Regions from separate parts of the Homo sapiens genome. Here region 2 is linked to region 1. Evidence: chromatin loops called from intact Hi-C (ENCODE). Cell type or tissue: psoas muscle. All regions are shown on one strand. Links, peaks and the distances in the headings refer to the core of each region. The heading gives the core; the rest is flanking DNA.

Region 1 (2,937 bases), core at 136-2,635:
TAGAGACGGGCTTTCACCGTGTTAGCCAGGATGGTCTCTATCTGACCTCGTGATCCACCTGCCTTGGCCTCCCAAAGTGCCGGGATTAGAAGCATGAGCCACTGCGCCCGGCCCAGAGCCACAACTTTAAGGAGGCCTCTCCACCACCTTAGCAGTGGCCGCCCCTCACACCGTCAGCTTGGCACTCAAGGTCTCTGCCCATTCTCCATCCCACCTAGCCTGCCCTGGCACTTCCTGAATCACACTGTGGCTTCTCATCACGCCTTTACCCATGCCATTCCCCTTACCTGGGATGCCCCCTTTGCCAAGCACTCGCTTGGTGAACTCCTACTCGCCCTTCAATACCCAATGCAAGACGCCCTTCCTCTGAGAAGCTCATCCTCACAATTCAAGCTCACGCACCCTGGCTTCTCTCTCACCCAGATGGATGTTATCCTGGGTATTGGTCTCCTTGTCCCTCTCCCTCCCCACACGGTGAGCTCCGTGAGGGCAGAGCACCCATTGGGACTTCCTTAACCCAGTGGTTACCACTTCCTCTATTTAAACATAAAACAGATTGAAGAGGCTAGATGCAGTGGCTCACGCCTGTCATCCCAGCTCTTTGGGACGCTGAGACGGGAGGATCGCTTGAGCCAGGAGTTTGAGACCAGCCTGGGCAACATAGCGAGATCCCGTCTCTACAAAAATTAAAAATGTTAGCCTGCCATGGTGGCGTGCACCTGCAGGAGGCTGAGGCAGGAGAATCGCTTGAGCCCAGGAGTTCGAGGCTGCAGTGAGCTATGATTGCACCACTGCACTCCAGCCTGGGCAATAGAGTGAGACCTTCCCCCCAAAAAAATTTTTTTAATAATATAGATTAAAGGGTCCCTTCTGTTGCAGTTAAGGAGCTGGAGGCCTTTTCTACCTGCCCCTAACTCTTTCTCAAGGCGGCTTCCTCCATTTTCACTCGTTCTCTCAAGTACATTGAGCACCTCCTTGTGCCAGGAACTGTTTGTGGCACCGCAGAGCCAGCAGTGGGGAAGACAGGAGCTCACGGCAGAGTTGGGGAGAGAGTTATAACAGCCAGCAGAGGGCACTGTGAGCGTGGACATGCAGCCTGCATGTGAGCTTGAACCATGATGGGCTTCTCAGAGGAGGGGTGTCTTGTGTTGGGTATTGAAGGGTGAGTAGGAGTTCACCAAGCGAGTGCATGGAAAAGGGGGCATCCCTGGTGAAGGGAATAGCATGGGTAAAGGCGTGGAGATGAGAAGCCATGGTGTGACTCAGGAAGTGCCAGACCAGGCTATGTGGGATGGAGAATGGGCAGAGGCCTTGAGTGCCAAGCCTAGGGCAGTGGGGAGCCATAGAGGAGTTTAGAGCAGAGGAGGAATGTGGTCAGTGCAGCAGTGGAAGAGTGGGCATGGGGCAGTGAGCAGGGGTTGTGGCGAGGGGCCAGACTGGGCCCTGGATCCGGGCCAGACCCCCACATGTGTCCCCATCACCTGCAGGCCCCAAAGCCCAAGAGGAAGGTGGAGGTCTGGGAGCAGAGCGTTGGCAGCCTGGGCAGCCGGCCCCCGCTGTCGAGGCTGGTCGTGGTGAAGAAGGCAAAGGCCGACCCGGACTGCAGCAACGGGCAGCCTCAGGCGGCCCCCACCCCAGGTAAGGTCACAGAGTTCCCAGAGCCGGGCGCGGTTTCTATAGTGGCCTGTAGGTGGCAGCAGCTCCCTTTGCAGTTACAGAGACTTCATGGGGTGGGTGGGGGCGGCCTGCGACCCCCACAGGACCAATTAGTGGAGTGAGCAGAGAAGGCAGGCGGCTTCTTTTTTTCTTTTTTCTTTTTTCTTTTTTTTTTTTTGAGACAGAGTCTTGCTCTGTTGCCCAGGCTGGAGTGCAGTGGTGCCATCTCGGCTCACCGCAACCTCCGCCTCCCTGGTTTGAGCAGTTCTCTGCCTCAGCCTCCCAAGTAGCTGGGACTACAGCACCACGCCCGGCTAAATTTTTGTATTATTAGTAGAGGTGGGATTTCTCCATGTTGGTCAGGCTGGTCTGGAACTCCCGACCTCAGGTGATCCACTCACCTCGGCCTCCCAAAATGCTGGGATTACAGGCATGAGCCACCGCGCCCGGCCTGTTTTTGTCTTTTAGTTGCCTTAGTATGATGTTTCCTAAGGCGATTAAGTCCACAGTGACTGGACTGTGAACTTTGCGCCATTTCCATTCTTGGCAGCGCACGTTGCCTGCCTGGGCAAGGTTTGCATTGGCCATTGTTCAGAAGCGGAGCTGTTGAGTCCCGGGTGTGCAGATGTAAATCTGCAATGGGTCCCATCAGGTGCCATCCAGAAAGGCCAGGCCATTCACATGCTGTCACCTCTGGACCTTGCAAACCTGCAGAGGTGGCCGGCCCCGTGCCTTGTCCCTGGCCTGTCTGCTGTGGAGCTGAGATGAGCTAACTCTCGCTCTCCCACCAGGAGCCCCGCAGAACAGGAAGGAGGCCAACCCTACACCCCTGACGCCTGGCGCGTCCTCCCTGAGCCAACTGGGTGCATACCTGGACAGTGACGACAGCAACGGCAGCAACTGAGCCCTCCCAGGACCCCCTCACGGGGTCAAAGTCACACGTCCAGCTTCAGCCACATTGAGGCCAGCATTGCTGGTGGTCAGGGCAGGAGGCCTTGGCGTGACTGGAGGCCGGACAGACAAGCGCCAGCGTGCTCCAACACATAGGGCCACCAGGGGCCTCAGCCCCAGGAGGTCCCTTCTCTGTGCCCTCACCAGCCTCTCAACACCTCGGGGACCCCTGCTGCTCCTGCCCCCACCTGTCACTGTGCTTAGGGCTGCAACATCCCTGGAGCAGCTTCCAACACTACTTCAGGGTGGCAGTGTTTGGGGCACTGGGCGAGCCTGCCGGCCTCTAGATGGCCTCATCTCTTCCTTCCACAAACTGTCTAGAACCAATAA
Region 2 (2,866 bases), core at 260-2,759, 260 kb after region 1:
GATTTGGCTGGTGGAAGTGGTCGGAGATCCCAGAGCTGCCCTCTGGACTATGTCCCAGGGAAGTCAGGGGCCACCCTGACCTCACCATACCAAGCTGTGGTTTCCCAACACCCCGCCCAGCCCCAGGGGAGTCGGAAGAGCAGCCAGGAATGCGGTCAGAGGACAGGAGGAAACCCCCGAGACCAGCCTATGGCCCTTGCCCTGCCTCTGTCTTCCCATCCTGGCCAGTGCAGCTGGAGAGACCACAGCAAGACCAGCTCCTGCAGGACCAGGAGGTAGAGAGAGAGCTGCCCCATCTGACTCCTTCCCCATCTTTTCTGCTCCCTGCAATTCCATGAAATTCACCTGTACCAAGATGAGAACAGCTTCCATGCGGCCAAAGGGGCAATGCTGTTGTTTATTTTTAGAGACAGGGTCTCACTCTGTTGCCCAGGCTGGAGTGGAGTGGTTACTGATCCAAGCTCACTGCAACCTCAACTTCCTAGGCTCAAGCGATCCTGCTGCCTCAGCCTCCCGAGTAGCTGGGGCACAGGCTCGTACCATGTGTCATTTTAAAATTTTTCGTAGAGACAAGGTCTCCTATGTTGCCCAGGCTGGTGTCAAAACTCCCGGGCTCATGAAATCCTCCCACCTCAGCCTCCCAAAGTGCTGGGATTACCGATATGAGCCATGGTGCCCGGCTAATTTTAAGTGGTAATGCTTACCCCACATGGGCTGGGCAGTAACGGTGGATCCCAGACAGGATGACAGGCAGGTCAGAGAAGCACCATTCTTCTAGATCTTGAACTCTGGCTCTACACACCCCCTTCTCCATGTCTCAGCAGTGACACACCTCCGTGGCCCCCAGCCCCCTGGGACTGAGACTCACCCTGGCTGGAACACACACGTGGGCCTTTCAACAACAAAAAGGACCTTTATTCTGGAGGCAAATCCCAAACAGCAAAGCAAGCGAGTATGGCAGGCTGAGCAGCACGGCCCATGGGCAGAGGAGGGCTCACTTTTCAAAGTTCCAAATAGGGCAAAATGTGTGTTTCCCTAGGAAGTATTTTTTAAAAACATTTTTGAGATAGAGTCTTGCTCTGTCACCCAGGCGAGAGCGCAGGGGCAAGATCATGGCTCACTGCAGCCTCCAACTCCTGGGCTCAAGCAGTCCTCCCACCTTGGCCTCCCAAAGTGCTGTGATAACAGGTGTCAACCACCACACCCAGTCAGGGCTCACTTTTCAAAGCCCCAAACAGAAGGCATTGGGCAAAATGTGTATTTCTTCGGGAGGCTGTTACTATTATTTTTTGTTAGATGGAGTCTCGCTCTGTCACCCAGGCTGGTGTGCAGTGGCGCGATCTCTGCTCACTGCAAGCTCCGCGCCTCTCGGGTTTAAGCAATTCTTCTGCGTCAGCCTCACAACTAGCTGGGACTACAGGTGCACACCACCACACCTGGCTTTTTTTTTTTTTTTCTTTCTTTCTAAGTAGAGACAGGGTTTCATCATGTTGGCCAGGATGATCCCGAACTCCTGACTTCAGATGATCCACCTGCCTCAGACTCCCAAAGTGCTGGGATTACAGGCGTGAGCCACTGTGCCCAGCCTCTTGGAAAGATTTGGATTCGCTTCATGGAGCCAGGGAGCAGGACATAGGTGAAGAACCCAGCTTGTGGCTCAAGTTGGCCTGAATAGGGTTCGAGGCCCTGCTCCCCCGGGCCTCTTTGTCCATGTGTTCAAGGAAAAAATGGGAGAGTCCAATACCAAAAAGGTGGTCAGAGATCCGGAGTTGGGCCTGATTCCAAAGAAGGGTCAAGGCCAAGGCCTCGAGCTTACGTGTGGCCACCAGGGGGCAGCAGGGATCGGGGTGTGCAGGTGGCCTTTCCTCCCCGCCTCCACTGGCCCATGGGTCAGAAGTCCAGCTCGGGCATCAGGGTGTGCTTGACCGGGCAGCTGGGGGTCTCGGGTTCCTGCTCGCAGATGTCCCCGGCAACACCCATCCTGTCCCCATCCCCATTCCCACTCCCGTCCCTGTGCTCTGCCTCCCAGGCTCTCTGCTGGGCCGGCCAGTCCAGGTGCGCCCAGCGGGGGTCAGGGCCCCCGATGACCTCGTCCACCAGGTCCGCCAGGTCGGGCAGGGGCTCGGGTCGCTCCACAAGGATGGGCGCGAAGGGTCCCACCAGCCAGGGCAGCGGCACGGCCTGCACCACCAGCTCCAGCAGCTCGTCCACGCAGGCGTGCGCGTGGGCCACGCGACCCCGGCCCTCGGCCAGCGCGGCCGCTGGCACGTCCCTGAAGCAGCGGGCATCAGCGAAGGCGGTCTGCAGGGCATCCACACTGCGCCGCACCTCAGCCACCTTCTCCTGGGCGCCGGCGGGCAGGCCCCGCACGCTGGACTCCAGAGCCTCTACCGTGCCCTGCAGCTCCTGGGTCAGGCTGCGGGACAGCACCAGCGTCTCCAGCTCTGCCTGCAGGGGGCGGGGACCTCAGTTTCCCCTATGGACGCCCAGGAGGACTGCTGTCCTGCCTCGGTTTCTCTGATGGACCCACAGTGGAGCTGTCAACCTGTCTCATAGACCTCATAGTCCTGTCCCCTGTAGACACAGAATGTGACCCAGCCCTGACTCAGTCTCCTTCATAAACACACAATGGGGCCGGTCGCGGTGGCTCACGCCTGTAATCCCAGCACTTTGGGAGGCCGAGTCGGGCGGATCACCTGAGGTGCGGAGTTCAAGACTAGCCTGGCCAACATGGCGAAACCCCGTATCTACCAAAAATACAAAAATTAGCTGGGCGTGGTGGTGGACACCTGTAGTCCCAGCTACTTAGGAGGCTGAGACAGGAGAATCGCTTGAACCCGGGAGGCGGAGGTTGCAGTGAGCTGAG

Evidence for each region. Peaks named below come from ENCODE experiments on the same cell type or tissue, not always from the same donor. Only the 100,000 strongest peaks of a DNase experiment are listed, where the experiment ranks them.
Region 2: a loop joins it to region 1, with 3 times the contacts of the local background. A loop is called at or near these places in 36 of 110 quality-filtered maps.

The regions. Positions count from the first base shown.
Region 1 is chr19:4,266,137-4,269,073 of GRCh38, forward strand. It overlaps YJU2 (YJU2 splicing factor homolog), which reads left to right. Exons shown (of 8, transcript NM_018074.6): 7 at 1,488-1,638; 8 at 2,448-2,937. The coding sequence ends at 2,560. Among named protein-coding and RNA genes, the nearest start is that of SHD, 12 kb to the right of the region's middle. In psoas muscle, for the core only: CTCF peaks have their summits at 1,019 and 1,690 (motif pointing right); a DNase peak (open chromatin) is centred at 1,665.
Region 2 is chr19:4,521,638-4,524,503 of GRCh38, forward strand. It overlaps PLIN5 (perilipin 5), which reads right to left. Exons shown (of 8, transcript NM_001013706.3): 8 at 894-2,448. The coding sequence ends at 1,891. Among named protein-coding and RNA genes, the nearest start is that of PLIN4, 4.6 kb to the left of the region's middle. In psoas muscle, for the core only: a CTCF peak has its summit at 1,822 (motif pointing right); a DNase peak (open chromatin) is centred at 1,834; H3K27ac peaks cover 711 bases.